Linked DNA regions of Mus musculus: all the other regions are linked to region 1. A link is a loop called in an ENCODE intact Hi-C map of the cell type or tissue named here. Cell type or tissue: heart. All regions are shown on one strand. Each heading gives the region's core, and the rest is flanking DNA. Links, peaks and the distances in the headings are about the cores only.

Region 1 (8,109 bases), core at 1,038-6,037:
CTGGTAAGTTCTCATGCAGTGACATGCTGTGAACAGAACATGATTAACAAGCACGGTAATTAAATGGTAACTATCCTGTAATTCCATTCCTTCGTTTACAGCCAATCCCATGCATTGAATCAGCCCTGAAGGCTCCCCATGGCATCAGTGTCCTCTCACACGTGGGACACATGAGAGTTTGAGAGGCAGCAATAAGAGTAACTCATAAGAAGAGGTAACCCTATCACAGACCACATCACTCAAGTTCTCGCCATTTGTCCAAGCCAGACACTCCCTCAACAGGAGACTTGGATTGAGAAAGTGAGGTCCATCCACAGCTGAGTGAAGGAGAGAAGTAGGCTGTGCCCATCCTCACCGAGACTGTGATCCATCTCCTCACTGCCCCCATGGTGCATGCTCATGGTTCCTGACTCTTCTCATCTTCAAGGATTTGTTCATAGGCCTCATCTCAGAGGAAGGACACAGCCCAACCCGACTGCCCAGCATACATGAGAAGCCGCCCTGTGTATAGAAATTACATGTCAGCATTTTAGCCGAGCCCTTCTGACAGTGTGAAGGGTTGTAGAGGAGTGAGCTCTGTGGGGACCGAGTTGTCATGTGCCAACTGTGTGAGTGTGGTCATGGCATCCCCTTGATGCTCTCTACAGAGAAGGTGTCAAGGCCAGAGAATCCATGGCTTGGCCTGGGTCAAAGCCAAGGCTGCCGTGCTGCAGCTTTGCACCACTTTGTGGTGCTTCTCATGAGACCTCTAGACAGTTCACATGGGCACACACAAGCACATACTTTTCTCCTAACATTCAATCAATACAGCAGCAGTCCTCCACGGTGTCTGGGAAACACCCAGGGAAATCTGCTCCACTCTAAAGCAGGAGGTATGTGGATGGAACCTCCTCAACTGCAGCTTTGGGAAGCCAATGTGAGGGGTTTGTAACCACAGTCTGTCCTTTCTTTCTTTTTTAATTTATTTACTTACTTACTTGTTCAAGATCTAGAGACATTATTTAGAGATTTACTATTATCTAGATTTATTATTATCATCTATTAACTATTATCCTTATCGAATACTATTATTACCTATCATTATTTATTATTATCTAGGGATTTGCCTACTTATTTTTACTATGTTCTGCCTCACTATTTTTACAGCCTTTGGTTCACACAGTATTAAGTATCATTAAACCCTCGGACTCATCTGACACGTGACTGATGAACTAGGAAAGGCAAAAAGTGTTGACACTTGGGAAAGCAATGAGTGAGGGATTTGCTTGCCTTTTGAGCAAACATGGGAGCTAAGTGTGCTGGTCAAACAGATGAAATTGGAGGGCTTCAAAGATCCAAGAGGAAACAAGATTGTAGTCAGGATTCCTACAATCTATTCAAAAGAAGAATGGACCCAGGGGCTGTTCTGGATGGTTTCATGTCAACCTGACCCTGGCTAAAGTCATCGAAGAGGAGGGAACTTCAATTTAAAAACTATCTCCATATGTTTAGGCTGTACATAGCCTGTAAGACATTTTCTTTTTTGTTGTTGTTGGTTTTTTTGTTTTGTTTTGTTTTGTTTTGTTTTGTTTTTCAAGACAGGGTTTCTCTTTATAGCCCTGGCTGTCCTGGAACTCACTTTGTAGACCAGGCTGGCCTTGAACTCAGAAATCTGCCTGCCTCTGCCTCCCGAGTGCTGGGATTAAAGGCGTGCGCCACCACGCACGGACATTTTCTTAATTAGTGATTAATAAGGGGTGGTCAAGTCCATTAGGGGTGGTGCCATCCCTGGGTGGGTGGTCCTGGGTTCTATAGAGGAAGCAGGCTGAACAAGTCATGAGGAGCAAGCCAGTAAGCAGCACCCTTCCATGGCCTCTGCATCAGCTTCTGCCTCCAGGTTCTGAGAGCTCCTGTCCTGACTTCCTTTGGTGATGAACACTGATGTAAAAGTGTAAGCCAAATAAACCCTTTCCTCCCCAACTTGCTTTTTGGTCATGGGATTTTGTCACAACAATAGTAACCCTAAGTAGCACAGGGGTCAAGCCTAACGGGTCTCCAAGGAGTGCATAATTAGAGGGAAAGCCCTTTGCCAATTCCCCTGAAGAGGTGGGATGGCCCCACTTGGTAGACCTGCAGCTGTTTTGTGTCTCTAGATCTTGGGCAATGGCTGGTAACGACCTGAGCTTGGCTGAGATCAGAGCTGCTGTAACCTTGTTGCTTGGTTTGATACTATATGACTTTACGTCACAAACAGTGTTGCTGTTTGGACAATGGTAGGATGGGGTGCTGGCTAAATGTCATAGGTTCCTGTGAACTTTTAAGCCAGCCCCATAATTCACTCTGACATTTTAGTGATCACTTTTCAAATGTCTTCCGAAGTAGCCCTCAGAAAAAATAGAATGTACACATTCAGACAATGTCGAGGAAGGAAGTATTTGTCACTGGAACGTGGTGAGTGCACCCGTCTATAAAGCTACCCCACCCTTGTGGGAAAAATAACGATTTTTGGGAAGCGAGCTTTTGAAACCGATAAACAAAATGTCTTCGCCAGGAACATCTGCTGCGCCCCTGGAGTTCTCTGCCTGGCGAGAGTTGAGATCTCCAGGGTTTCCCCGTGTGTCATCCTCTGAGATGCGTCAGTTAGGAGCAGTTTCTGCTCTGTCATGCCCTTCTGTGTTTTGACTTCACCATGACTTGCTAAATGAGAACTCTCAAGCATGTACGGGTCTGCTCCTTACAAATCGATACAATGTAACTGAACGAAATCTAATCAGGCATCCATGCTAGATGGAAGGGTTTTCCCCTTCCACTGCACTCTCATGTAAAGTTGTGTGGACATTTTTGCTGAAGAGCTTCATATAGTGTCTCAACATAATTGAAATATTGTGCTCAGCACTAGACGTAGCCTACAACAGCACTGAATTACACAGACCTAGGGCACAGCCATTCCAAAAGTGGCAATTTAAAAATATCTTAAGCATAATTTATTTAAAAGGCACTTCAGCTCTTTTTTTTTTTTTTACATTGGTATGTAAGTCAAGTCGGGGTCCTATTTTAAGCTCTTTAATGGAAGGGTTTCTCAGTCCTTAACAATATTCATAGTAGGTTGGGTTTTTTTTTTTCCCTAATAATGAGCTCTTTTTTCTTTTAAGCTCTGAAAGCATGGGTTTGGGATCAGCTGGGCATGCGCTGTGGAGTGGCACAACCTGCCTTCCCCTACTCTGCACAGATGTCGGTGAACGGAGCCTCTGACACCCAGGTTCGTGCTTTCCAAAACAAAAATTTGGCATGAGCGCCTTTTCTTGAGGACTCCTGTGACATAACGGGCAGTCTGTGGGAAGAGGGAAGCTCATTGCCTGATGTATATGGAAGGACTGGGTGCAGCCAAGGAGGTGCCAGTGATGGCTGTTGGAGTCAGGCTACTCTTCTTGCAGCAGTCTCAGTCTGAGGCATGAGAGACACAAATCAGCAAGCGCGGGCAGCGACCCCTAGTGGGTGGAAGGGTGGGCGGAGGATAAGCACGCAGTATCACACAGGTCAGATGTAGCTGTGTCTGAAAGTTGGCTGGTGTTAGCTGGCATCCCCGTGTCCAGAGACATCATTTTCTTGAAGCAAGTGTATGGAACCTGGACCCTGATAACAATTTCAGGTGTGTTTGGTGTCATTTTGGGGCAGGGAAATGATATAAATGTTCAGGAGCCGTCCTTGACTGACCCGATGTGTTGTATAAAGGAAGTCTGTTCTCACATCAGAGCACACGCCGCATCTTTCTAATAACAGGAAAAGTAGAAGGAAAATCAAGGCTACACTCAAGTTGTTTGCCAAGAGGAGGTAAACTGTGTTGCTGTTACTTTTTTCGGGGGAACAGATTATGTATGTGACATGCAGCAATGCTGGACAGAGGCCGCAGGGTGGCAACCTAGACAGTTCTGAATCAACTGTCTAGTTTTGAGACAGACCTCATTCTGTCCTCGGCTGCCTGACTGTAGCCTGGACTGGCTTTCACCTTACTGGCCATGGGATCCTGGGTAAAGAATAACTTTTAAAACCTATGTGTGGTCACCTACAAAAGGCTTTTTTAGTTATTTGGTGTGATTACTTCCTATAATTTTGACCGTCAAACTCAAGTATTCTAAGCGGCATGTGTGAGCATTTCCTTTTGTTTTCCTTTCCTGTTTTTGCTACTGCCTCAGACCCGTCTTTTTCTCACCTCCACGGACACCACAGAGGGGGAGCTGTGGGCACAGAAGCACACAGGCTTAGAGACAGGAACAGGATATTAAGTGTAATTGATTTTTCTAATCTGATTCTACTTAAACGTGGTCAATTACTTTCCCTTGTCACTAAAACGTTACATCGCGTCAATCCAAAAGCCACATCTGACTCTAACTTTAGGGGACATGCCAAGCTAAAAGTTTCCAAAGTTATACGCCTTTTCAAATAGCATCAGCAACTAGCAGTTCCCTCTTGGACCAAATACTATGTGATACACAGGTGCACGGATAACCTGTGTGGTTCCCATTAATGCTTCCATTATCAAGCAAAGCAATGGGTTGATTATGGTATTTTCATAATGTATATTCTCATATACTGTTCCTCTGGGCCACCCTGATTCCAGAGACTATCTTCTGGATTTAGCCTCTGAATTACATAATGGTGCTTTTCCATGAAATACTACTTTTCAGCATAGCATGCACTTCCCTGGTCCCTCTCCTCCTTCTCTGTGACACAGAATCTCTTGGAGACCTTGGAACTCACCTGCTGGGAGTCTTATGTCCTCTGCCACTTGTGTCCAGAGCCCTGGACATTTTGGCATCCAAGAACCAGACATCTCCATATCCGGATGTCAAAAATGGAGACCAGTTTGTCAAAATTTATTCTGTCATAGAAAGCAAAGCAAGCATTCAGCTTCTAATCTCCCTGTCAGTTGTGTGTTAAAAGAAGGCACTTGGAAGAGCCTTGGAGGTCACTGGGATAGGTCTGGTCAATGGTCACTGATGATTGTGTCTGCTCTCAGAAGGCCTCAGCTCCCAGCCAGCTTATCCACATTTCCATTCTGACTCAGGGAGACTTTCAAAGAAGCTGAATCTGATATCCCCTACCGAGAAAAGTTGAGGCCTCACTTCCAGAAGAGAATTATAACATAAAGTTAAATTCAGACTCTGAGGTCCTCACTGTAAAGCTGGGGGCAGGATATGGGGACCTGCTGACTCCGGTTACGCCATCATATATTATGAAAATATCCATGCAAGTACATACATAGGGTGCAGCTGAAAGGTGGGTGCGATCTTAGAACATGAAGAAAAGTATATGTATATCATACATAATTACATATGTAATATATAGAAGACATAGCCAATTCCTAACTCATACAACATGTACATTAATACCCAATTCACCTTCACAGATACAAAGTAACTCGTGATGAGATCATATTTGGTATACGCTGAACCCACAGTCACAGACACAGAGTAAACTGCCCTTGCAGCCTACAGGCACTGAAAAGGTAAATCCATGAACCAAGAGCTGCCAGGATGACTGAGCACCAAAGGCCGGTAAAGAGGCGTCCATGACTGCTGCCTTGTGTATCCAGAAGGGACTGGCTCTGTTGATATCTCAACTTCAGATTTCTGGCACTGAGAACACAAAGAACAAATTCCTTTATTTTTAACTGTAAAGTTCATATTAATGTATTATCACAGTGTTTATATGGTGAATGACGCCTCTCCCCTCAGTAAGGGGAGGAAGGAAAGGAGAGGAGAGGGAAGAAAGAAGGGGGAAAGAGAGGGGAGGGGAGGAGATGGGGAGAAAAGGATGGAGAGAAAAGAAGAGAAGAGAAAAGAAGGGGGAGGGAAAGAGAGGGGAGAAAAAGGAGAGGAGTGAAAAGGAAGAGAATTTCCTCTGCCCCAGAGGAATTCCCTCTGCGTCTTACTACAGTACTTCAGAACTGTCACTCATACTAGGATCTTGTCAGATAATGTCAATTCCCATAGCAGCCCTAGGCACTAACTGCCAGAGGGTATCAAGGGACCCACCTCACCAGCAAGGAATTTCAGTAATGGGAAAATACAGATTCGTGTACAGTGCCTTGGTCATAGTTACCACTGTGCCCTTGGTATCATGCTAGTTCCCTGAAGATGCTCTAACAAACACCACTAACTGGTTAAATTCAAACAGGAACTGGCTGGTTATATGGCTCAGTTGAACAAACTTTGCCTAGCACAAACAAGACCTTAGTTAAGTCCTCAACACACACACACACACACACACACACACACACACAAAGCAGACAGCTAAGTGCTGGGGAGGTAGCCTAGTAGGTATAGTATCTACTGCAGTAGCATAAAGACAAGAGCTCCCCAGCACCCATGTACAAAGCCAGCTCGGCCAGTGCACCTGAAACCCAGTACTGGAGAAGATGAGGATGAGGAAGATCCTGAAGCTCTCTGGCCAGCCAGTCTGATTAGAAGGGTGAGCTCCAGGTTTAAGAAGATACCCTGTCTCAGAAAATAAGGGAGGAATTAACAAAAGTAGACCCCCCCCCCCAAATTTGAGAGGACTCACCTAAATCAGATTAGTCTGTGGGAATTGTCGTCTTAGTCAGGGTTTCTATTCCTGGACAAAACATCATGACCAAGAAGCAGTTGGGGAGGAAAGGGTTAATTCAGCCCACACTTCCATGCTGCTGTTCATCACCAAGGAAGTCAGGACTGGAACTCAAGCAGGTCAGAAAGCAGGAGCTGATGCAGAGGCCATGGAGAGATGTTCTTTGCTGGCTTGCTTCCCCTGGCTTTCTCAGCCTGCTCTCTTATAGAACTAAGACTACCAGCCCAGAGATGGCACCACCCACAAGGGGACCTCCCCTCTTGATCACTAATTGAGAAAATACCTTACAGCTGGATCTCATGGAGGCATTTCCTCAACTGAAGCTCCTTTCTCTGTGATAACTCCAGCTGTGTCAAGTTCACACAAAACTGGCCAGTATTATCATCTTGGTTGTTAATGGATGTAGACAACTCAGCCCAGTGTAGGCAGCGCCATTCTCTATGCAGAGTCCTGAGCAATATGAGAGAAGAGAGAGCTGACTTTGAAGCACAAAGCAAGGATGCATTTGGTCTCTTTGGGTCTCATTTGCTCTCAGCTATGGGCTTGCTGTGACTGTCCTGCCTTGACTTCCTTGCAATGATGGATGTAACATGAAATTAAAGACTTTTCTCCCTGCGCTGATTTTTGTCACAGCAACAGAAGTGAAACTAGGACACCTGGCCTCTGGCTGCATCACTTCCACACCTGCCTGGTCATCACTAGCCTCCCCACCCACCTTCCTCAGTCCTAACACATTCTAAGCTTTGTTGCCAGCATGGAAATTTGTTCCCATGTCCACATCCTGGCTTCACCTGCAGAGCAAAGCACTCCCCTCTCTTCCTTCTCCTCCCTCTCCCTCCTCCCACTCTCCCTCCCTCCTCCTCCTTGCCTTTCCTCCTCCCTTTCCCCTCCCTCCCCCCTTGCCCTCTCTCCTCCCCCTTTCTCTCTGTCCTCCCACTCTCCCTCTCTCCTTCTCCTTGTCTTCCCTCCTCCCTCTCACTCCCTCCCCCTTGCCCTCCCTCCCCTTTGCCCTCCCTCCTCCCCTCACCCTCACCCTCCCTCCTCCTTGCCCTTTCTCCTCCCTCTTTCACTCCATCCTCCCACTCCCTCCTTCCCCCACTCCTCCCCTGCTCTGAAATGTGCAGATCATCCTCTCATTGGAGCACTGCCCATTCTTAGTTCTCACCAGCCTCCCATCTGCACTCCAGGATCCTACCTGGTTTCATCCTGTGTAGGGAGAGGTAGGGAGCTGGAGGCAACCCCTGGGACAGCATTCATAGTCAGTTCCCAAACCTATGAGTGCCAGATACTGTCAGGTCAGCAGCCGAATGGCTTGTTCATGGGAGAAAGAAGAGCAAGGAGGACCAGAATGGTGCCTCTTGGTCTCAGACACCCCCACACCCAGAATTTCAGTGGGAAATCAATTGACTCTTTGGGAACTTAGTTCCCAGCTGTTAAAGAGCATCTTTCTCTGATAATTGGTCTTTCTTCCATCTTGTTTGCTCTAAGTAATTAAATGTTTGCCAAGTCACCAGCTGATGGTCC
Region 2 (8,109 bases), core at 1,021-6,020, 890 kb before region 1:
ATTCTATACAATTGTACAACCTCTAGTCTGAACTCTCTGTTCAGAGCCACAGAAACCTCCAAATAGGAAAGCAGTCTTGAGCATAAAGAACAATGCAGAAGGCATTGTGCTGCCTTAGCATAAAGCACTATCAAGCTGTGGTAGTCAACACATGATGGTACTAATGTGAAAACAGACTCACAGATCAATGAGAGAAATCTGCAATCAGACTCCCACATCTAAACCAGCTCAACATAGTTATGAAAGAGCACAGTGGGGAAAAGTCAACAGGTCGTGTTGGGAATGGGATATTTATGTTTACTAGTTAGAAAAATAAAACAGATGGAAAATCATAAAACAAACTAGTCAATGAAAACTAGAAAACACTTCAGGACACTGGAATAGATGGGTTTTGGGGAGATTGCTGGCTTTTTTTTTTCTTATCAGATCTCAAAAACATAGGCAAGCAAAACACAATAACTTATAATAGGGATCACATCAAAGTCAACTATGTAGCAATGACACAGCCTGAAGAAATGACCTACAGAATGGAAGGCCTCACCTACAAGTGCATCAATCCCGGCTAAATATGAAGAGCATGCAAGGAAGTAAGAAGGTGGCATCCAAGTAAAGAGTTTCTTTTCTCGTTGCTAAGATAAACACTAGATATGAAGCAACTTGGGAGAGGGGGGATATTTCTACGGCAATCCAAAGGGGCACCGTCCACTGTGGTGGGGAAGGCATAGCGGCAGGAGGGTGAAGTATCTGGCCACATTGCATGCACAACCAGTAAGCAAAGGTTGCTGAAGGCATATGATTAGCTCATAACTCCTTATTCATTCTGAGCCCCCAGCTCATGGAAATGGTGCCAACCGTACATAGAGTGGGTCTTAGCATCTCAGCTGACCTCATTAATCTATATCCCACATAGACACGCCTAGAGATCGGTCTCCATGGTGACTCTGAATCCCATCAAATGGACAATCAAGATTAATCATTACACCCATTAAAAATGGGCAAGCCGCCCAAACAGATGTCTCTCAGAAGGTGTGGGAATGTCTGATAGATACACGATAAAATGGTCACTACTAATCGCCAGAAAAATGTAGGTCAAAGTCAAAGGAAGCTGTCTCTCACTCCATCCCAATATATGTGTCTATTGCCAGTGAAACCGGATGATAGGGTAATGAGTGTGGCTTGAAATCAACATTCCGGTAAGGATGTTCTTAAAGCTTGAGACCATTCCTGGGGAATATGCCCCCCCTCCCCCAAATAAAAATGGAATCAGCCTATTGCAAAGACAGCTGCACCCTCTGGTCCACAGTTCCATTTACGGTGACCAGGAGCTACAAACAAGCCCAAGCATCCACCAGCTGATCAGCTGATGTGCAAAGAAACTATATGCATATGAGAGAATAGGATGTATGCTCAAAGAATCGTGTTGCTGTGACTGGATAAAACTGGATGTTGTGTTAAGTGAACTTAGGTGCAGAAAAACCAAGTTCCATGATGTCCTGTGGGGCATAGAAAAGCTGCTTATATAAGCTGAGAGTAAAGTGATGATGGGCAGAGAGGAGAGTCTGTGGGGTGCTGCTGCTCAGCACGTAACTGACTACCAATGATGACAGGGTATGTGTCTGACTTATCCCAAACATTGTACAGTTTACACTCACGCCACACTTTCTCATACATGGGGATACCTTAAAAATTAAATCTAAAATAGTAAGCAAACCCTCAAATTAGAATTGGGTCCAGCTGCTGGTACTTTGAAATGCAAACACATTCCTTATGAGATGCTAGGAGGCAAGTTTGCAGAAGAAGCAAGTGTTTGATGCTGGCTGCAGAGCCACCTCTGAGGTGGTTGCTGTGTATCCACTGCAGAATAGAGATGGTGAAGTGTGGCTTAAGCAAACAGTATCCACTCAGAATGTGCCCAACAGGCATGTCATAAATCTACTAAGGAAACCTATAGGGCCCTCCTTCCTGGCCCTTTCGTTTTGCATTTGTAGAGAATGGAGTTCAACCCTCATCACATCAGCCATGGTCCAGAGTCATATTTCTCTGTTTGTGACACTTGTTTGATAATGAGAAAAATAAAATTTCTGGGTCTTGCTATGATTTTGTGTAACTTTAAGTTTTATTATCCCTTTTAGGATTTTATATAGCACTTGCAGCCTCCCTCTCCTTCACCACCCCCAACACACAGTGCCTTATTCTCTGCATTTTAACTGGTGTGCGCCTCTCTAAGAGTCTCCGTTACTTCCTTAATTAACGGTGAGAGTGTCACTCACCTGGACAGATGCAGAACAGATAAAAGACATGTTGGCTTAGGAAGCAGCAATAGTGGCTCTCCTCTCAGCTCTGGCCTCTCCAGCTATGGGTTGGCTAGCTGCACAGAGCCAGGCATGGATGGATTCCTACCTATTGAGTGGGCCTTGGTCCAACTAGACAACTGTTCCCTCAGTTGATAACACCTGCAATGCAACCCCTAAACTTAAGTCTGGCAACTCACTTTTAAAGAGGAACCTTGGTGAGGCATGGGAAATTAAGCAAGATAAAAATCCAGAAAGCAATCCCTCTTTCACGTTTCCTCCAGCTCTTTACATGTGTATCCCCCTTTAAAGGCACATCCCTGTAAAGGCACACACCCTTTAAAGGCACACCCTCTTAAAAGCCTATCCCCTTTAAATGCGTACCCCCTTTAAAAGTATACCTCCTTTAAAGGCACTCAAGAAAACAAAAACAAAAGCAAAAAAAAAAAAACCAATCCATCTGGCAGTATTTCAGTTTTTCACAAGTTCTACGTCATGTCCTGTTCATTCAAACTCTACAGTATGGCTGAGCTCTTGCACAGAAAGGACTTTGTGTAGACATATAAAGACTTTGTGTAGACAGAACCCTCAAGACAGAGATCCCGGTGCCTGGCCACCCAAGGCTTTTATTTTCTTTAGTTTTGCATTGTTATTGGTAGTTCCTACAAGCCTTTTTAGTGGAAAATCTGCCTTGGCAACCTAGACTTCCCAGCAGGGGGCACTCTGCACCTTGGTCTGGAGGCCACCACTGAGAACACATTAGGAAACAAAAGGTCCTTCAGACAATCTACCTCCATTGTCGTCCTCCTTCCCCTATCTCTTATGCATCTGTTTGCTGTGTTGGGGGTCAAACCCAGAGCCTTTCCCATGTTAGGAAAGAGTCCACTGCTGTGGCCAGGTGTAGATGATGTGAAGAATTTCTTCAGAAGTAAAGCAGATATGACCAGGCCTCTAAGGATCCAGGGAGGGACCTCAGAGGTAGCATTGAGACTTTAGATGTCTCTTTAAGCATGGTTACAGTGTGGCTTCCTTGGAATTCTCACAGACAGTGGCTTGGATGGTTCAGGTGCAGAATGAGTTGGAGACAGGCCTCTGACCTCATGCTCGTATGTAGCAAAGTCGTAGCAAGACAGGTCAACCACAATAGTTTTTGAGACATAGTCCCACTCTGTAGCCCAGGCTGTGCTTGAAGTCACTGTGTAGTCCAGGTTGGTCTCCTACTCATTCCTTCTGTGCCTCCTCAGCGGACTAAGGGTATGAGCTGCCTCACAAGGCTGTCAATAGTCTTTAATAATTGTCATTCAAAACATCGTGTGAGCCTTAACACTCAGAAGGAATACAAAGTCCTGAAGGAATAGTCATTGTCCCATTGCACAGGGAGAGTCTGACATTGTGGCATCTCACAGAACTAGCAAGTATCCTACCAGAATGGGAAAGTTTAGGTTGCTTTGCTTTGCCTTAACTTTGGTTTGTGTCTGTTGACTGTGAGTGAGGGTGAGCCAGGGTCCGGTTCATACAGAGTATCACAGCACACCTCATTAACTATTGAAGTTGCTTCAGGCTGTAGTTCAATGACCCTCTCAACTTCGCTGCAGGAGAGAGAATGCAAACTCTCTTCTAACCAAGTAATACAACCCCTCTGTCTTCCTCAGGGCAGATTGTTGTCCTACACCTGCTTCTAGAGCCTGAGGCGTGAGCAGACTACAACTTGGTGGCAGCAGAGTCTCTTAAAAGGCACTTGCTGCAGAGCTCGCTTTCTGGGCCTCACAACCTGTTCACCAAAGGCAAGATGTGTTTCCAGGGCCCACATCTGGGCATTTCAGGTAACTGAACAAGGCTAGGCGAACAGGTGTGGAGAGGCTTGTGGCTTGCTTGGCAGCTGGCTCCTCCATCTTCTGGAGACAGAAAGATGCTATTTATTCTGCCCAGGTAAGTGGATTTGGGCTGACCACAGGAAGCAAATTGGTTCCATAAAGACAAGAGCATGGTCTGTTTGCTTGTCTTAGGTCCTGCACACAGCCCAGCTGTGTGAAACATCACTGTAGCATATGAGCTAGAGGAGTGAGAGACGGGACACAGACAATGTCTGTCTGTCAATACAGAAATCACCCTTTTGATGCATTCTGCTCAGAACCCCACCATGTGTGCCACTCCTGAGGTGTGTCCTTCCCCTACAGAAGATGACTTCCATCTCAAAATAGATGATACCTCATCTCGCAGGATCCCTGTGTAATTTCAGAAGTGAGTCAGCACGTTGCTTCTAAATTAACTCAGTCTCACACAGATTTAGTCAATCAAAGATTCACTCACAAGATCCCAAGCAATAGTTAAATAACAATGTCTAGTCATCTGAGATAATTATTTCTTCTCAGTAATTAGTTTCAAATTAGAAATCAAGGTGGAGATTTTTATTGTTTGAATTATTTGAAGTTGAATGTGGATAATAGAGTTTGTAGAAATGATACATTTTTTAAATTTAGTCTTACTTTTCTAGCAACGTGACTCATTGGTGGAGATTGGCCTGGCATTCATTCACAAGGCCCAGGGCATGTCCTCAGCACTGCTAAAGAGATAGATAGGTAAATAATAGCCATCTGCATTCATCTTAACACTTACAGATCCTTCAATACAGATTGCGTAGAAATCATGTCAACACTTCATTTTTCTCCCGCTGTGATGGAGGAGTGGCCTGAAAATGGACTAGCACTGCCCCTTCTGTTCTGCACAGCAGACCTGGTGATGGAGAGGCTCCTCAGCTAACACGTTGGGCCTCATCTCTTACCCTGAGTCTGAATGTGCACAGTTAACATGGCCATGTGGTGGTATGAACAACATGGTTGACAGCAGGACTGACAGGCAGAGGAGGAGGGATTCCCACCGAGATTCCATGCAACACTGAGTACCAGATGGTAATTGTGCCCTGCATAGGTGAACTGGCAGAAAGTAAAGGAGTTTCTTAGAGGTGAGAAAGGACAGGGAAGGGGTGACCACAGAGGGAGTGCTGGAGCTAGAACAGGTTGCTCTTGTGGGGAAAGAGCTGGGGAGCTGGGCAAGCAGCTGCTCTGCTCACTGGTTGGCATCGTTGGCCCAGCGGCAGCTGGATGTGGTGGTGGTACAGGCTGGTAATTCTACAACTCGGAGGGCACGGAGAAAGACTGGGAATTCAGGGCCTTCCTGGGAGACCTTGTACCACAAAAAAAAAAAGGGAGAAAGGATTGTTATAGACAAACTTTCAAGGATCATGGCTTCACATACCTACAAATGTGAAAACATGAGAAGCCCGAGAAAATGCCCAGGACAACCAACAGAAACGACTGTGTATGGGGTCAAGAGACTGCATTTGTTATGTTTATGTATCAGGCTCAGAATACAAAGCAGCAGGGATCTCAGTGTGTTTAGAGGTTAATACGGGCATGAGGAGGAGAGCGTGCCAGAAGGAGAGATTATAAAAATTTTAAGAAGCTTGAAGGACAATATGAAGCTCCTAGAAACACAAAGACATGCTTCAAATTATAAGGCTAAAATGCAGTATAAAAAAATAACCACACACACACTAGTGCTCTCACAGACACACTACTAAAACATGCCTCACACACATACACACCACATACACACAGGCAGGGACACACACACACACTTGACTTAAATGTCACAAAATCATGTGTTTTTTTTATGTGAATGTTAGGGCTTGTGTGGAAAAAAAAAAATGAACTCCAGTCTAGAAATGGGGCAGTTTCTTCTGATGCCCAGAGCTACACTCACTCTTGTAGGAGCAATAGAGAAGTCTTCTGTGTGCAAGGGCAAGGGGACTTGATGTGAACTTAAGCAAACATAATTATAGCACAGGTTATAATTCTAGGGAATCCCTCAAATGGCTAGCCCTCTCCTCAGTCCTCATCTCAAGTCCAGGATGCCAAAGACTAGATAAGATTGAGAGCCCCCAATTCTACAACTTCTCACTAAAGCAGGTCAGGAGGGTGCATGCTGAGGACAAAGGCCATTGGTACCCTGAGCACAAATGGACCCAAGAGCCTTCTGCCTGGGAGCAACAGACTTGCCTGAGGTTGCAGGTGGGCACACAGAGCAAGCTCCCCACAGAGGCCCAGAGGGGAAGCGCAGGCTTCACCCCCCCCCCCCCCCCGTCCTGTGCACCACAGTGAGATGTCTCCTGACCTGGCAGCTGGTGATTTCAGTAACTGGAAGAAAAAAATGTTAATTCTGCAAGTGCTGAGAAACTAAGTATTCCAAAGTGGGAAATGCTGAGCCAGCTTACACAGTGTGTGAAGGTGGCTCCCTATTCCGTCCTGCGGGATTCAGTTATTCGTGGGTGCGAGGGGGACTGCAAACCTGAAGAAAATGAGATTGGAAGAGAAAAGAGAAGCGAAGACCAAGTAGAGTGTTACCTATCAAGGTCTCCGTTTATTAGGCTGAAATGCTGGGTTTTAAAGCATACATCGAGGGGAATAGGGAGGGGTTGAGGGGGAATTAACAAAGAACAAAGAAGTGGGCATCAGGGGCCAAAGTCAGGCGACAGGCGGTGGGCACTCTGCATCTTATCTCCAGAACATAGATCCTCCTTAACAGCCTTGGGGTGTCAGGCCGGGCTCAGATGTAACTCATGTCCTTGGAAGTCATGAGAGTCAGGAAGAGATAGGGAAGAGGGGACTATAATTCAGCTTTTACAGCCTCAGGTGCCAGGAAGGGAACAGGGAGGAGGGAGTGACAACCGGCTCCTAGCACGAGACTATTTGGCTTGTCAGGGTGGGAGATTGTGAAGGGCTCGCTTTCTCATGGTATGGTCTCTAACAGCTCCCTAGAGAAGCAAATATTTGTCCAAAAGCTCAGACCCAGCTGGACTACAGATCAGGATTAATTAAAGTAAAACTTCCTTCAGCAGCCAAGTTCTGATGTCTCAGGAGACAACAGTGGCTAGCCGAAGCAGTCTCTGTGGCCCATGAGTTGGAATTGTTTGGTAAATGTTCCTACAATATCCAGGACTAGATGACATGATCTACTGAATAATGTCTAGCGTGTCCAAGGACATGTGAGACCTCAGCAATGCGCCATGAAATGGGACATGTGTCGTTAGAAGTGAAGAGTCTGCGGGCTGCAGAAGGAACTGACTCAGCAGATTAGCCTAGGAACTCTAGGGCTGGCTAATGAGTGTGTTCCTGCTTTTCGGTTCTGTGAGCAAATCCCTGACAAGGAACAAATTAAGGGAGGAAGGGTTTATTTTGGATCTCGGGACAGAGTCCATCATGCCAGGGAAAGCAGGGAGGTTGGAGTGGCCCTTGGCTGTCATGGAGGAAGCATGAGGGAGGCTGCTTGTTCACATAATAATTCACATCTGTGTGAATTAGAAAGCAGAGAGATGGCTCTGGTTCTCAGCTGTCCGGCCCACCCCCTTTTATTCAGTACAAGCACCAAAAGCCATGGGATGCTGTGCACCTACTGAACCCCGCACAGACACAGTGGAGTCAAGCCTTGTTCATGCCCTAGGCATTTATCAGCCCACTCAGTCATGATGTCTCACACTTGTAATCTCAGCACTAGGGAGGCTGAGGCAAGAGGATTGCCAGGACGGTAAGGCCAATCTAGGCTAAAGAGTCCTGAAAGGCGAAGGCAAACAAAGGACAAGAAAAGCAAACACAGACATTAGTGAAAGATAGCACTGACTTAAGCAGAAGGCCCTGGGATACAGCACAATGGCATTTAACATGGAAGGAGAAGAGAAAACTGGATAACGTTCAATGAGGGATCACTGAGAGCAAAACTGGTGAAAGACATCAATCCACAGATTCAAAGCACCCAGAAAATG
Region 3 (8,109 bases), core at 1,168-6,167, 540 kb before region 1:
ACTCTGTACACCAGGAAGATTGAGCTGTACTCAGTCTGCAACCAAGGCAAGAGGCACACACGAGGGAAGCAGTGGGTCAGGCACTCCTGAGATGTCCCACGGGACCAGCAAGGGAAGCATGGTCACACTGTAATAGGTCTTGGAAGCCAATGTCAAGGTTGGACTTGGCTCATCCAATATATCTCCATTGTGGAGGTGAGCTACAGCATCAGGAACATGATTGCACTAGGGAGCCGAGGAGTAACTGACAGGCCTTGCAGCTCACAGAAGCAGCATTGGTTTCTGTAGCCCTCACCCTGCATACTGAAAAAGGGATAGAGGTATTGAATTGTGGGAGTCGTAATTGGATCGGATATTATATTTCCAGTGTGTTTTATTTATGAAGACAGGAAGTCCACAGTGACAGGAATAGAAAATAATTACTACAGGACAGAGAGAAAGTGGTTCGAGAGTTCTATGCTGGCTGGTTTTAACTGCCAACTCGACACAACCCAGCATTACCAGGGAAGAGAGTCTCAGTGAAGAATTTTCTAGACCAGGTTAGCCAGTGGGCGTGTCTGTGGGGAACAGTCTTGGTTGTTAGTTGAGATAGGAAGACCCAGACCAGTGAGGGTGGTGCTAGTTTTAAAGTTAGGCCTTAAATTGTATAAGGGTTAAGAAAGTCACAAGGAAGGATACATTTATTATCTTTGATTATGGATATGATGTGACTGACTACTTGAGTTTCTGCCCTCACTTCCCCTAAATGACCCACGGTAGCTTAGAATCTTAAGTCAAATAAACCGTATCTTCCCATGGGTTCCCTCCTAGAGGGGTTTCTGTGGTAGTTTGAAAGAGAATGTGTCCCGTGGGCTCTGACATTTGAACACATTTGTCTCCCCGTTGGTGCTAGGCTTGTGAATAGTTAACTCTTGACATTCACTCACTGTCAACCTTGACTCTGTCTTCACATCCCCAGAGACTTGCTCCACTGTATAGCACAAAAGATAAAACAACCTGTGTCCGTTGGTTCAGGAAATGATAACTTTGTCTTTTTTTTTTCTCACAATCAAGACTGATACAAGAGATTACAGGTGAGTTTCCCCCAAAGACAGCACACCCTCCTGGAAGCTGACCCATGAGTATGGGATTATGAAGGGGCAGAGAACATCACCAAAAACAGTCAAGACTGACAGAAATATAAAATGGAGGGAGAATGCCAGCTTACTCTCTTGCAAAGGTCCCCAGAGGACACCAAGTCAATACGCCAGATTCCCTTCCTCTGGTTTGATTTTCCTTCTCATTCGGTGATAATTGTCAGACAGGTCTAAGTTGAAATTGGACGAGGAATCCATAATACGTTCTGCCTTGATTTTTTTTTCTTATTAGCTAAAACTTGCTCCTCTCCCTTAACCATGATGATAGAGTGACATTTTAAAACTGTGTGGTACCTGTCATTTGAAGTGTATGGCCTTAGAAAAACATGAGGGGATGGCCAAAAGGACGCCATGCTTCTAGGGCTGATGTGCGCTGCAGTTGCTGCCTGCCCCACAGGCAGTCCTGCTAGCCCAGATGTGCCTAGCTGTGTCAGTAGAGGCTCCCTTGGCTACCCAAACCCTGATCTGCGCAGGGCTGACAGAGCTGGACAAGTGTTCTTCGTGTCTGGATACTAAGTGGAACCAGGAGGCAGATGGGGGAAATACCAGTCTCTCCACTTGATGGATGCTTGCTTAGGGCCACAGGCTGGTGTGACTCTGGATCCCATTCTTAGCAAACAGGTATGACTGGGAGCTACTACCATTGCTCTATCCCAGGTAATCTCAAATGTGGCTCAGAGTTTGGGCCAGCCTCTTCTCAGGGTTTATTCTCACTGAATGTGGTTGTATAAAATGGCCTCATGGGCTCATACATTTGAATGTGTAGTCATGCTTTGTTTGAAAGGATTAAGAGATATGGCTTTTGGAGGAAATGTTTCACTGGACTTAGGCTTTGAGGCTTCAAAGACCCACGTAAGGCTCACAGTAAGATCTCCTTCCCTGCCTTTAGATGTAGCTTTCAGCTCCTTCTCCTGCACCATGTCTGCCTGGATGCTGTCATGGTCCCCACTATGATAACAATGGGCTAAAGCCTCTGAACCTCCTGTCAGCCAGCCTCCAATTGAATGCTTTCTTTTATAAGAGTTACCATGGTCATCACATCTCTCGCAGCAATAGAATATTGATTAAGACATTGTCTTTCCTGAAACCCCAAGGAAGCACTGTTTTTCCATTCTGGAGCATCCAGTGGTCAAAACCATGCTTTACTTTACCCGCATGGCTATGGTTGTTCTTCTCCCATACTTGGGAACGTCTGGGGAGTCCATGTCTCCCTTCGTCACCTTCTCACTTCACTATCCTTGTCTACAAGGTGCCACTCATATTGCTTCTGACAATTGTTGAAGTCCAGATTTATAGTCAGCAAAGAACTTTTGAGTCTAGTATCCTATGGTAGGAAAAGCCAACACTGTCTCCCCCAGGAAGGTTATCTGAACTGGGTATTCATGGACAGAATCACAAGTAATGGGTCTAACTATCAGTTCAGTGTTCAGGGTTCCCTGACTATAGATAAAGATAAAATCCAAGGACTGGCCTAGCTCATAGGTGGATGAGTGCTGTGGAAGAGAATACTCCATAGCTAGCAACACCCCCTTCCCCTCATCAAAGAGTGAGGTACAAGTACTCTTCAACTGTGGGTACCAGTCCAGGCAAGCAGCAGGATAGACCTTGCATGGCTCTGAAGATCTGCAGACTGGGTCTGAGGAGGTTGCTGGAGAGAAGAGTTCCATTGTGCTGAGATCTCACTATGGTCATAGGGAAGTGATGTTTTGTGTGGTTTCTGCTTTCTACTGGACTGGAAGTGCCAGTCTCAGGAATGGAGCATGTATAGGCTTGGTAGTCTGTGATCTCCAGGCAGGAGTCTGAGGATCTGTGGGTATCAGTGTTTAGTCTTTGGCTCCCTATTCCATGTACACGTTAACCCTTCAGCACCCACTCCCTTGGCTTTCTTCGGGCCATGACATCTAGGCTCAGGGACCATCAGCTACAGCCATAGGAAAAGAATCCTTAACATGTAGGAGTTCTGAATAGACTATTTTCAGAAGCCCTCCAGGATTGCTCGTGGCAGCAACTGAACGGACAGAATGCAAAGACACCCAATTAAACACCACCTCCCCAGACATTTGCCCAGCAGTGTTCAGGCTCTCTGCAGGAATCCTGTGGGTCCCTCAAGCACAGAGCGCAGCACCGGTTCCAACCAGTAGAGGGAGAGCGAGAGCGCAGAGATCTGTCGAGGCTCTGGCTGTGTGTGTCACTGCACTGTGTGTGTCATGGCGCTGGTGGCATCTGCCAGCCGTTTGCCGTCAGAATTGGCTTTAGCCTGTGCCAATCAGTGCTGTGCCGTGGGCACCTTCCCTGGACCCGAGTCAGCCCAGACCGTTCCTCATAAGAAGCACTAATTGGCATGCAAATAGCAGGCCTGCCTTTCCTCTGCCCAGCTCAACTTCCCAGGGAGTCCGGGACCTGCCCAGGCTGCATTTACAGACCTGGTCAAACCCCCACCTGAGTAGGATACCCAGTCCTTAATGATGTTTGGGTAGGCTAACGACGAGTATCAAATCTGCCCAGGGTGCATCTGAAGGCCTGGTCAAACCCCGCTTGCCTGGGAGAGCCAGGCCTGAAGATACTTGAAAGGAGTCCCAATGCATCCAGCCTGACAGCTTCCTCCTGGGCACCGGAAAGGAGAGAAATTTGGAGTCTGAAGGGTCATTCTGGTATGGTGGGCACACAGCCAGTGTCCTGACAGGACCTCCTCCCCCTAACTGGGTCCCTGCTGTGCTTTTGTTTCACTCGCAATTTTCCAATCCCTAGAATCGAATCCTAACCCAAGCAGATCCATATCCCTGCCCCGACCCACCGCCATTCTAGCTGTTCTTAGCAATAAGTGTGTCACCAGGAGCAAACTAGCCTGTCAGGCAGGTCAAAGGCACACAGGGCAACCAGGACTCTCTCTTGTCTCTTGGTTCCTTGAGGTAAAGCAGAATGGAAGGACATTTCTTTGTTCTTTAAATCTGACAAAACAGCAACAGGAAGAAATATTCTGGGGGAATTTCTTATATTTTTCCCCCTTGAACTATAGACAGTTATTCAGCCCCACATTAGCTTTTAACTGTGATTCATAAAGTAATAGTGGAATCATTAGTGCAAGAAGCCATTTTTCATGCTAAAAGTCTGTTCTTTATCAGCTTTCTCCTTACACTGTGCCATAGCCGTTTGCTTCTGGAAGGAGACAGACAGGACACACAAACCTTAGTGTGGCCCGATGGGTGGTGAGCTGAGACCTTTTGAGGAGAATGTCCTTGCTCTGCAGTATCCAGCATGCATCGGCTGTGCCTGTCATTGACATCTTGTGTGAAAGGACGCCTCTGAGTTCTCCACAGAGAATTATGGAAGGTTCTAGAGAATGACATATATACAGCAAGCCACAAGGGCCAAATGTCCGTAAATTAATTTCATCTGTAACCTTGCTTGTCTGAAGTCCACAGTGCCATTCTGTACCTTCCTAACTAGGGCAGTCTGTGGACTCTGTAAGGACACTCACTCCCCAAAAGACAGGACAGAATCCTCAGCACGGGTCTGCAGCTTGCCCTTCCTGCCTAGTAGGATTTAAAACTCCACCCTCCCTTCTCCGTGTGTTGCCTCTGAGCTTACTGATGATCCCAGGGTAATTCACATCAATCCCCAGACTGGAAAGAGAGGGTGGGTAGGTAAGATGGGGCTGCTGCGTCATGAAAGTAGAGAGTTCTCAGCCATTCTCACCTGTCTGTTCCCATCTATTAAAATGGCTGCTAATTAATCTCTCCTCAAGCCCCAATCTCTGTCCCTGTCTCTCTCCCCTTCTCCCCTCTACCTGTGGGCGGGGGGCAGTGGGGGGGGGATGGAGTGTCCAGGAGTCGGGAATGGACCTTGAAAGGCAGCCTGTTTTGGTTGAGCAAGGCGTGCTCCAAAGATCCAGTAGAAAACTCTACAAGGGACGGAACAGTGAGCCACGTTCCCAAGACAGATGCCCGACACCACAGAGCCCCCAAATCCATACTTCTGTGACTGTAAGTCACACAAAGCCCCAAGCTTCTGGCATTCTGGCTAGACTCCACCTCCACAGTTACCTAACAATAGCCAGGTATGCTCCTCCCCACAATCACCTGGCAGCAGCAAGGTAGCCCAGCCAACTATAAAAGGAGCTTCGCCCCTCCTCTCTCTCTTTAGCTCTCACCTGTCTTACTCTCATCTCTAGCCCTCCTTCTCTCTTTCCCTTCCTCCCTTCTCTCCATGTGGCCATGACCGGCCTCTCTCTTTTATCTTCTCTCTTTTCTCTGCCTTTCTACAATAAAACTTTAAAACCATAGACTGTCTCCGCTCATCAAGGCCCGCTTGAATGATGGAATAGGCTTTCACCTAAAGAGCTGCGTCTAACCTCCCGCCAGAAGGCCTTCTCTGCCCTCTGCTCTTTTCTGCCCCGGGGAATGACCAGCCACCCCCAGGGCCCCCACTTTGTTCTCAGCTCTTCCTCGGCATCCAATGGCCTCTGGGATGCCCGAGACTGAGAACCTGTTATCTCTGGTCTCTATGAGGCCCAGGGACTTCGGACTGCCCCTGTCCACCCTCTGCGGGCTGGGGTTTGTGGCTTCCCACAGCCAGACACCCACCTGGGGCTGTGTGGAAAGCCTGCGGCAGTCCTCAGAGTCTCCTCCCAGAGCTCCGGAACCCTGGCAGAACTCTGGTAGGATGCGGGGGTTTTCTCCCACTCCCTTTATTCCCCCACTTCCGCTGCCCTATGTGTGTGTGTGTGTGTGTGTGTGTGTGTGTGTGTGTGTGTGTGTGCCCCTCTCTTATTGTACTTTATTCTTTCAAGTTCCATTTGACTACTTGAAATGGAATTGAGACCTTTATTTAAAGTTTAAAGCTACCACTTACTGCAGACCCCAACCACTCTTCACTAGACTCACCAATCCTTTAAATTTAGGAGTTGTGTTTTCTGGAAATGCCTGGCTGGCCTGGGGAATATTGCAGAGGCATGATCTTGTCTCTGAGTCCTGGACAGGAGGAAAGAACATATCTGAGGACTGTTTCATAATTTAATGAAGTGATTAATCATTTAAAATTTTCTTTCCACAACACCCCTCAATTTAGTCAAAAGTATTGGGGTATATGCCTACTGTCTCTGTTCCCTGGGGCCCTCCTCAATCTATCACCAATGCAATATTTTATAACTGCCCCAACCCTAGTCCTTACCATGGCACTATATAGATTCCACCTTTTATAGCTGCGTTCCTAATAAACGTAAGCCATGAGATTTTGCCCTATCTACTTTCAGCTCGTCAGTCTACTGGGCTTTATGACTGGAGTGGGTCTCAGCTCCTAAATATGCATGTGCTGTAGCTCAGGCTCGCAGGCGTAACATTGGTGGTCATTCTATCAGGTCAACTAATAGACCACTTATCCCACGGATGCTGATTTGTAGCCAAGTACACGTATTATTACTTCTACCGAGATGACCCCAGCCACAACGTGATTTATCTCTCCACTAGCAGACGCCAGCAGGGCACCGTTTGATCTAACAGAATTAACACCACCCTACATTGAATATACTGCAGGACCATTTGCTCTATCTTTACGGCAAAGCACATCAATTAATGTAGTCAGTGCCCTAACACCCACACCACCCCTAGGAATATTGCATGATGCCCTCCATCCAGAAATGTTTGCAATTTTATAGTTAGAACTTTTTTTCTTACCACTACAGTTTTATAAACTTGAGCATCTTGCCCTTAATTTTGATATAACCAACTAGTACATTTATTATGAAATAACTAACTTTCTGTATGGGGCCAATTTCCATCTCTATTTTTATATCAACTCTCCTTTATGCATAAACCATGTCTAGTAAAGGTTGGTGTGATACAGAAAACAATAGATGTGTAATCCATTTTATTTCTAGACTTATAGGAACCCAGTCTTTGGAACTCAAAAACTCCCTCCCCACCTATTATGCCTTATTCTATAATAAGGTCATGATATACACCACTGGGCACAAACCCCTGACCATTTGCTACAGTGTCCCTATATTAATAATCCTGAAATCTGTGCTGTCAGTTTAACAGTCATTACATCGAGCTCACTCATTATATTCAGTCCACACTTACTATTTACATGACCAGACTGGAAATAAGCACACATCCAAGTGTCCTAATTTTTATTAACAAACCATGATCTCTGAAGCAGAAGATGAATTTTTTAATGCAACTGCCTAAGTAATTCATGGGCAAGCCACTTCTAGATCTTTAATGTGTGGTAGTGACTACAGTGAAGAATTAGTGTACAATGCCATGCTATTAGCAAAACCAGGTACCCCTAGCCAAGGAGCTGTTTTTGATGGCTGCTGGGGGAGAGAATATCAGTTCTCCCCGTTGATGGGTCACTCAGAGATTACCCATGCTCCTGCAGATGGTCCTACATTCCTGTGCATACAGGCAGTACTACATTCCTGTGCATACAGTACTACATTCCTGTGCATACAGTACTTCATTCCTGTGCATACAGACAGTACTACATTTCTGTGCATAAAGTACTACATTCCTGTGCATACAGGCAGTACTACATTCCTGTGCAGTACTGAGTAGATTAGTGGGTTTAAAAACAGAACAGGTGAAGTTGTGGAGGGAAACTGGAGGAAGTAATTTTAGAGTAGGGAATTGTGGGTTGGTTCTTCCGAGGCACATTATACGCAGGCACTACCTGACATTCTCAAACAATGAAAGGGGGAGACACTGAATCTTAACTCCAGCTCACCTCTGAATACCAGGAACAACTCAAAGCATTTCTTTCCCTAATGTTTGCAATGTGTTTCAAATCGACCCCTGAAATATCCCCACCTTCAGTTTGTTTTTTTCCGGATATCTCATGTATTCTAGCAGGAGGGTAGGGTGGACTAAACCAAAATTATGTACGGGAAATCTTAGTGTAACAATCGATTGTCCAGATAGAATGAATAGCAGCTATTATTGTCTACTGGTAATATTGCCTGATCCCCTAGTTC
Region 4 (8,109 bases), core at 1,892-6,891, 290 kb before region 1:
CCTGTGTAGGTCTAGATCCTGTCAAATTGATAACACCAATCACCGAGACTCTACCTCATGTCTGTGTGACACCTAAACTTCTAAGGCACAACTTTTCATGTTTGACTCCATAAGCTTGGAGTCAGACAAAATATATTCAGTTCAACCTCAGGAGTCCCTATAGCTTTTAATAAGACCCAGCACTGTTCAAGACTACAAAATCCAAGTCTCGCCCAAGACGCAAAGCAACCTCCTAACTGAATTCCTGTAATATCTTCAACAAGTCATATGCTTCCTACATATAAATCATATATATAAGAGCACAAAGCAAACCATCCTATTTTAAAATAGGGAAACTTGAGCACTGTAAGCAATGAACAGATCAAAGCAAGTCCAAAGCTCAGCAAAGAGGAACCAAGCCTGGGGCTCCATGTCTGGCATCTTGGACTCATGATGAAACTGGTTAGGCTCTGAAGTGCTTAGGTAGCCCCCCATCTCTCAAGCTCTGCCAAGACTCACAGCATACATAGTCGTCTTCTTAAACCAGCTTCATTTCATGCCTGTAGCTTTCCTTAGTGGCTGCTCTCTAGTCTGGCATCTCCACCGTCATTGGATTTGGGCTTCATCTTTGCAACTTCACACAGTGACCTCTCAGGGTCTCTTCTCAGTGACTTTCTGGCCTCAGTTGCTCTCCAAAGCCATAAAACAAGACTCCAGGATCACCTCAATCTTGTATCCCTCATGCCTTCAAAACCAGTCAACCATGTGCTCACACTTTTTGTTCATGACACAGCTCTAAAAATAATGTAGATCTTGTTAGAACAACTAGAAGCCAAGAGTAATAACGCAATGACTTAAACTGGTGTGAGTGGAAGTGAGTAGACTTTATCCCTTGCTAAGGGGAGTCAGTAGCTGATTCTGAGGTTAAGCTGTTAGGCAATTGCTGTGCCCTTTGCTTGTCAAATGCTGCTGCTACCTGGAGATATAGCCAACCCACTCGGACCATGGCTGTATCTGCTGAACCTGGAGAAACACTTCTGGGTCGTTAATTTTGAGGGATGGGGAATATCTCCAATATTTATCACTCCAGCCCTCTTCTTTCAATAAGTTTGTATTTTCACAAGTTGAACCCTTTGATGGGTGGAGTCTCTCCCTCTGGGCAACTTATGTCCCTGTACGGAAGAGGATAGTTCTGTGTAACGGTCACAGACCCTTTTCTTGAAAGCTTCTTTGATTATTCAAAACCTTTTCTTCATCTACAAACTGCACACTTTAAAATACTATCTGTCCATTATCTGTAGATTCAACTCCACTAAGATTCTGAGGACACAGCCAGAATGCAGGTTGTTGGCCAGAATATCACATGAATGACCCTAACCCAGTTCCCGATGGAGTCCTTGATCCCCTCTGCATCCTAATGAGCCACGCCTCCGCTGTTCACATATCCCTTGGCTTCTTGACTTCCAAGCTCCCAACAGAATGGTCCATTAATTTCTACTTCCGGCTAAGGATTTTCTATCCCAAAGTACCAAACTCTTCTGGTTCAACCACAAAACAATTCCAAAGGCCTAAGGAACACATGCCCAGGGTTTGCAACCCCACCTCTTCCCTATGAGAGTTTCTGTCTCAATTATTTCCCGTCAAAATAATAATCCAATGCAACTTGGGGAAGGAAGAGTTTATCTTGGTTGTGAGTGCTAGCTTCCCATCCATCATTCCAGGGAGCCTGAGGCAGCTGGTCACACTGCATCTCAGTCAGGAGACAGAATGAGGGATACCTGCATTCCAATAGCATTCTCTTTTTGATGCAGTCTAGATCAAAGCCAAGGAATGTTACTGCTCACATTTACAATGGGTCTTCCATATAATCTTGCCTAACCTAGGGGTGGGCAAACACTACTAACTTATCACATAATATATATCAATAGAGGCTTCTCAATGCTAAGATTAGGAAAAAAAATGCTCTGTGACAGCGAGAGGGTCTGAGAGTTTTATGCTTTATGCTCATATTTTCTGTGCACGACACAGCCCTAAGAATATAGACCTTGTTAGGACAGCTGGAAGCCAAGACTGGTGTGAGTGAAGGTAAATAGGCTTTAGCCCTCGATAAGGGGAGTCAATAGTTGATTCTGAAGCTAGGTGGTCAGGCACTTGCTGTGCTCTTTGCTTGCGAAGCAGAGCAGTGCATGAGAAGAGGCACCGGGGTGGACTTTAAGAGCTTCCTGTGCACCTTGACCTATGACCTGGGTCTCAGTTCATTCTACTTGCCCCAGGGTTGTTTGCATTCACCTGACATCTGAGCATCTATGCATTCATTCACTTTCTCATTTACCCAGTCACCTACTCACCGCCAAGGGCACAGGGAGGGCCTCTGGGATCCAGCAGCTCACCTGTCTTGTTCTGTCTCTGGGTACAGCAGGGCCCAGGCTATGGTGTCATCCCCTAGGTAACTGGATGGAGAATATGGAGGCTCATTCAGGAGATGTCCTAGGGACATAGATACAGATAGACAATGTATACTGTACCAAATGCTGGCATAGAAACTCTGTGACAGGCAGAAAATGAGACAGTCAATTAGGCTGGACAAAGTAGGCTTAATGGAGACAAGGAACCAGGAGGATGGGGTGGGCTAGGCAGAGAAGCAAAATCAATAGTATGTGGTGTGTAAGCGTGTGTTTGTGCACGCCTTCCTCTGTGCCCTTGAAGACGCTCTCAAGGTCACACACAGCCAGATCCTGAGGGACATGCATCATCTGTAAGAGTTGTCTAGTGTCTGAGCCACTCAGAAATGATTAAGTTTCCCATTTTAATCTTAGCCCTGAGTACCTTTTAGAACCCATGTTGACATTCACACTGCATCACGTATTGTACTAGATGAATGAACATCTTCTGTTTTAATTACAAATAGAACCCCTAATTTGATAAGATCTCTACTGTAGGTAGATGCTATTTTTATGTTGCTACTGACTAAATTCCTAAATGATGGCAGTTACAGAAGTATTTTTAGTCGGCATACTCGGGAAAGCTGGGCAGCTGGGGGTGGGGTGGGGAATGGGGCTCTGTTCAGTCACCTGACTGGAGTTGGTGGATGCTGTGTGAAGAAGTTGCAGGGCTAATGTAGAGATGCCCGCGGGCCTCATACAGTCCTGTAAGAAGCAGCTGAAGGGAGTCCCAGCAGGTCCCTGTCGCCATGCAGCTTGCAGCACGGGGCTGACAGCAGCCTTTCCTCCTGGGACTGTAGTTAGCTGCTCCGGGAGACAGCAGGGTGAGGCTCGGATCATTCTCACATGGGCTCTGGTGTTTTTAATCAATGCTAAGACGCTTCCCGGAAACTGGCACTCATTACGCATCCCTCAGAATAAGGCATTTGGTTTTTTGCAGGTTTGTGCTGCCAAGGCTGTAAACTAGTGTTTCTGCCGTCTGCTGAGCGAGAACACCGTCTGTGTTTACGGTCAGACGCATAAAGGGTAAGCATGAAGGGCAGGTGGAAAGATCTCCACCAAGGAGCGCAGGCTCAGACACTGAGGGATAGCACACTGTAGCGTTGCGCTGTGGGGGCCCCCTCACCCACCTACCCTCGCTACCCCTGAGCTGCCAGCCTCCCCCAGGCACCACAGTCAAATCTGCCTCGCTGGCAAGTCTCCATGGGAACCCTGCTCCACTCTCTGAGGGCTCCCTGGGACTTAGTTCTTAACCCCCAACCCTCTGCAAAGATTTCTGTTTCCTACCCCTGAACCTCACCTCCTAGGGACTTAATCCCTGGGTCCTGTGTCAGTCGCTGCTGACACTTCATGCTCCTCTTCATAAAAGTCCAGCACTGCCCTGCACCTTACAGTTCAGAGCACCTGACTGTTTCCCTCCCACACACACCAGTGTGTCATCGCCCTAACTAGACTCTGCCGTGTGCTATCCCGACGTCCAACACCAGGGGGCGCAAATTAGAAAGCAGGATTCCCAATCTACCCTGGAACCTGAAACCTACTTACTATTACTAGATAAGGGCAAAACAACAGATCCTAAATCCCAGTCATGTAACAAGACAAAGACCAACTCCATACTATATGTAGTAATCTCAGTGGAGCCCATGATTAAGGGCCAGTTCCATAATGGTGCAGGCTAAATTGGGTTCTAATTTAAATTCATATTTGAAACACTGATCCTTGGGCACATCAGAATCTGACCAAATGTGCTACAATGGAAATAAAATTGAAGTGAGACTCTTTGGCTCCTCCATAATGCAACTGGACTTGTCTAAGAAGAGATAGAAGGTAACCAGACAGGAGCATGCAGAGAAAAGACCATGTGGAGAGGCATCAAGAAGACATTCTGGAAGAATCCAAACCTGCTAATAGCTTGGACACAGGAGACCTCTAGCCCCCTAAATAATCAGGCCAATTGCATAGGCTCCAAAGCTGTGGCATTGTGTCTTGGTAACCATAGCAAAGCAATGCACATGGTTTCACCTGTAAACTTGTACACCTAGGTGTCTACATATATCACTATATAGCCATATACCTACAACCAGTGTACCGACAGGCCTGCATGAATGCATACTTGAACACCTGCATGCCTGTGCCTGTGTGCTTACACACCTGCTCACATGTGTACCTGCTCATGTGCTTACCCTTGCACACCTGCTTGTCTGCATGGATGCACATCTGCATATTTGCATGCCTGTACTCCCATGCATTTTGAATGCCTGAGTGATTTCACATCTATCTGCCTGTGCAACCTTGTACCTGAGCATTTGTATACCCGCAAGCTGCATATCAGCATGCCTAACACACCTGAATGCCTGCCACTGGGTCTGCTTCTGCCCTCGGGGTACCCAGGCACCATTGGGCACTAGGCTGGATTGGAAGGAATGAAGCTTAGCTGGATGGGTGGGTTAGCAGGATCTCAGCCAGTAGTAGTACTGGAGAAATAGCCTTCTCCAGAAATGGTTTTCAGTGAAACACCTCACTTTATGGGGGGGGGGGGTCCAAGGCTTATATGAACCTTGGGAAGCAGGTATGTGTTTGGGGGATGAGTGTACATCATTGTCTGCGCTGAGGTGCTGGGAATGGTTCATTTGCATGAAAAGGAGTTCCAGGTGCTTGCTGGACATCTTCTAGGGAGAGAAGTTTAACTTGTAATTGGGCCACCGGGCTACATGATTATCTCAAGGATGGCAGAGGTGGTGGTAGTGGTGGTGGTGATGGGGATGGGGGTCATACAGGCTTATGCAGGCCCAGAGCAAGGAGGAAACAGCCCTGCTCCTGCTAGTCTCAGGATGAGATTATCAGGTTTGTACATATCTTGACCTCACTCTTGCTCTGGACTGGCCCCCCACCCCACAGTGGCACAGCTTTGCAGCCCCACAACTGTCTGCATACCTGCATATCTGTATTCAAGCTACCCTTGAATTCCTGCACACCTGTGTGTCTATATGCTTTTATAGATCTTCACCTACATATCTACACGCCTGAGTACCCGTATATCTATCTGCGTCTCTACCCATCTTCGCACGTATATGCTTGAACACCTGCACACCAGAGCACCTGCAGGCCTATATTACACACCTGCATGTATTAATCACCTGTAAGGCTCTCAGCCTAGTACTCCCTGAAGCAACTGCACTCTACCCACCACTGTTGCCATAATCCCCTCACAGCACCTGTGGCTCAGGTTCCACTTTGGCATCTGTAATGAAACTCTCTGCAGAGAGGCGGTGCTTCACAGTGCTCCACAGAAGGCTGCCATGAACACTAAGCTTGGTCTGTTAGGTGTCTAAATGGAAGGGGCATCTACCTCAGGTTTTGATGATTCAGGCTTCCTGTCTGAGAGCAGAACCCAACCTCTATGATCTTCTCCACCAGCACCAGGAAGTCATTACTTTAGGCTTCCTGACTCAGGACCAATGATTACATGAGACGGACTCTGGCTGAAATAGTAGACTCCTGAAATATCTAAGACGTGTTCCCAGCTATCTTCCTTATATTGTGATCTAAGTGAGTTAGGTTTAACATACATTTTTCTTTTTCTTTTTTGACTGGCTCTGGCTGTCCTGGAACTCAGGCTAGCCACAAACTCTGAGATTTGCATATACCACCACTGCCCAGCAGGCTTACAGGTTTACTATCCTTAATTATGTATTTTCCTATTTTAATGCTCTTAATATATTACAAATACGATTTAATTATAGTTGTTTTGAAAGGAATGCAGTGGTTTTTTCTTCCACAGTGATGATGTACATTTGTGCAACTTACACACAAACAGTTGCAAGCATGTACATGCACACACATACATGCTAACAAAAACTCCAGCATAGAAGCTCTTCTTGGGTGGTATCCACGTGGTTCTGTTCCAAAGATTACTCATATATAAAAACTGATTCCCAAATGGTTTGGAAATCCAAGAATCGACTTTCCAAATCCAAGAGTCAGATTTCTGTGGAGGTTTTTTTTGGGGGGGAGGTCCTTTCATTTTGCACCATCTAGATTGCTACAGTTATGGCAAACTTGGAGGGATCCCCAATCTGGGGGATGGGGAAGCATTCACAAGAGTTTCCTTCCTCTCCAGTCTCCTGATGGGTCAGTCTGAAGACATCCTCCATTCTAGCAGCCAGCAGCAGCACGAGGAGGAATGAGCAAGATCAACGAGTTCATATCTAAAATATGTTTCCAAGTCCCATGGTGAAGCATGGTGAATAAACACACTTTGTCCTGCACACTGTGGGTTGTCAGCAGAAGGATGGATGAAAAGGGACCAAGCTGTGCTCCCTTCCCTGGGATGTGGAGAGGGTTGGTGACAGCCACTCCCATGTGGGGTGGGTAGGAGGGGAGGGGGCAAGCCTTCCTAAAGCCTGCAAGCTGGAACTGCTGCTGTAGCCTCCTTGCTTCTGGCCAGACGCCAGTCCATTAAGGGCACAGACTCGAGATTTATTCCTATGCTTGCGTTATATCCACACATAAAATCTGGCCCTGAAACCACAGACCAGTGCCAAAATCTGTTTGTTCCTTTAAGTTTTTGTATTTATTTTAATTAAGTGCTAGCAGAATGCCATTTACAGTGGCATATTGAATACCTTTGTTAATTAACCACACCAAACCAGGGAGACAGGCTTCCTCCGCATTCTTTTAATTAACTGAAATATGAAATAGTTCAAGGACAAGTTAAGCGATGGTTTCTTTATAGATGGGAGAGGTGGGGGCGGGAGGTGGTAGAGAATATGTCCTTCACCAGCGATTAAGCAGAGTTTTGATAATTCACAGGTCTAGCTGGATATATCTGTTGTAGTCATTATCAGAAGTAAGAAAGATGAGCAGACGTAACACATTAAATATTTGGATTAAAAGAAGTCTTCATTCAATATGAAATACGGTAAAAAGCTTTAAGTAGCTTGAGTGGGCTTAATGTTGCTAATGATTCAGCCTCTTATGAATTAGAGAATCCAGACAGATGCCTGACATCCGAGGTTTGGTCCCAATGCCTCAGAGGTAGAATGAATTTTCAGGTTGCATATATTCTTTTCTCTGGGCTGCCATGGTTTTTTTGTTTCTCTATTGCCCATGCAAGCACCCCAACATGTGCCTTTGTAAAAGTCCATATTCCCTCCTGTGAAGCTGTTGAGACAGAGTAATTCTCCTGTGTATGTGGGATGCTGTTTCCCCCAAGCCCAAAGCAGCTATAAACCCATGTGGGTGCTGAAATGTTCCGCTCCTGGAGACAGTATTAAGCCTATCTTCAGCACCACAGTTAGCTCAGAGAACAGTGAGTTTGCATTGGCCAAAGAGCAGCAAGCCATTGAGAAACTCTGCCTTCCCCGCAGGAGAAAGGAGAAAGGCCAGACCCAAACACTACTGGCACACCATTTACTTCTTAAAGCCCTGGGTCACAGCCCCATTGAGAGTAGTCAGCTGCTGCGGCACAAAGGCGTCAAACCATTCACTTGCCAAAGGCACACACCCTGCAGAGGCTGCAAGGGGCACTTGTGCTTCCAGCAAAGGAAGGCTTGCTCAGGGGGCGGGGCATTTTGACTCCTGTTCTCGGCACTGCAGATAAACTCCTCCGTCACACACGTCACACGCTCTGCAGCTCTGAACCGCATTTTCCAGACACAAGCTGCCAAGTGAAATCCCTTCTATATTA

What was found. Peaks named below come from ENCODE experiments on the same cell type or tissue, not always from the same donor. Only the 100,000 strongest peaks of a DNase experiment are listed, where the experiment ranks them.
Region 2: a loop joins it to region 1, with 12 times the contacts of the local background. A loop is called at or near these places in 27 of 42 quality-filtered maps.
Region 3: a loop joins it to region 1, with 5 times the contacts of the local background. A loop is called at or near these places in 6 of 42 quality-filtered maps.
Region 4: it touches region 1 in a loop (7-fold over the local background); 16 of 42 quality-filtered maps call a loop at or near these places.

Annotation. Positions count from the first base shown.
Region 1 is chr13:69,691,877-69,699,985 of GRCm38, reverse strand. Gm35618 (a long non-coding RNA gene) reads left to right here and starts at 2,203. Exons shown (of 4, transcript XR_001780995.2): 1 at 2,203-2,430; 2 at 3,132-3,238. Gm40993 (a long non-coding RNA gene) reads right to left here. Exons shown (of 3, transcript XR_873639.2): 2 at 6,869-7,035; 3 at 4,833-5,615. In heart, for the core only: a CTCF peak has its summit at 3,469 (motif pointing left); no DNase peak of the experiment used is centred there.
Region 2 is chr13:70,577,613-70,585,721 of GRCm38, reverse strand. No RefSeq gene overlaps it. Among named protein-coding and RNA genes, the nearest start is that of Gm36267, 7.4 kb to the right of the region's middle. In heart, for the core only: a CTCF peak has its summit at 2,976 (motif pointing right); no DNase peak of the experiment used is centred there.
Region 3 is chr13:70,229,791-70,237,899 of GRCm38, reverse strand. It overlaps 4930520P13Rik (RIKEN cDNA 4930520P13 gene), which reads right to left and starts at 5,078. Exons shown (of 4, transcript NR_036596.1): 1 at 4,979-5,078; 2 at 4,322-4,469. In heart, for the core only: a CTCF peak has its summit at 3,274 (motif pointing right); no DNase peak of the experiment used is centred there; H3K4me3 peaks cover 553 bases; H3K27me3 peaks cover 970 bases.
Region 4 is chr13:69,987,223-69,995,331 of GRCm38, reverse strand. Gm36019 (a long non-coding RNA gene) reads right to left here. Exons shown (of 4, transcript XR_382628.3): 3 at 2,370-2,466; 4 at 1-774. Among named protein-coding and RNA genes, the nearest start is that of Gm36019, 7.7 kb to the right of the region's middle. In heart, for the core only: a CTCF peak has its summit at 3,895 (motif pointing right); no DNase peak of the experiment used is centred there.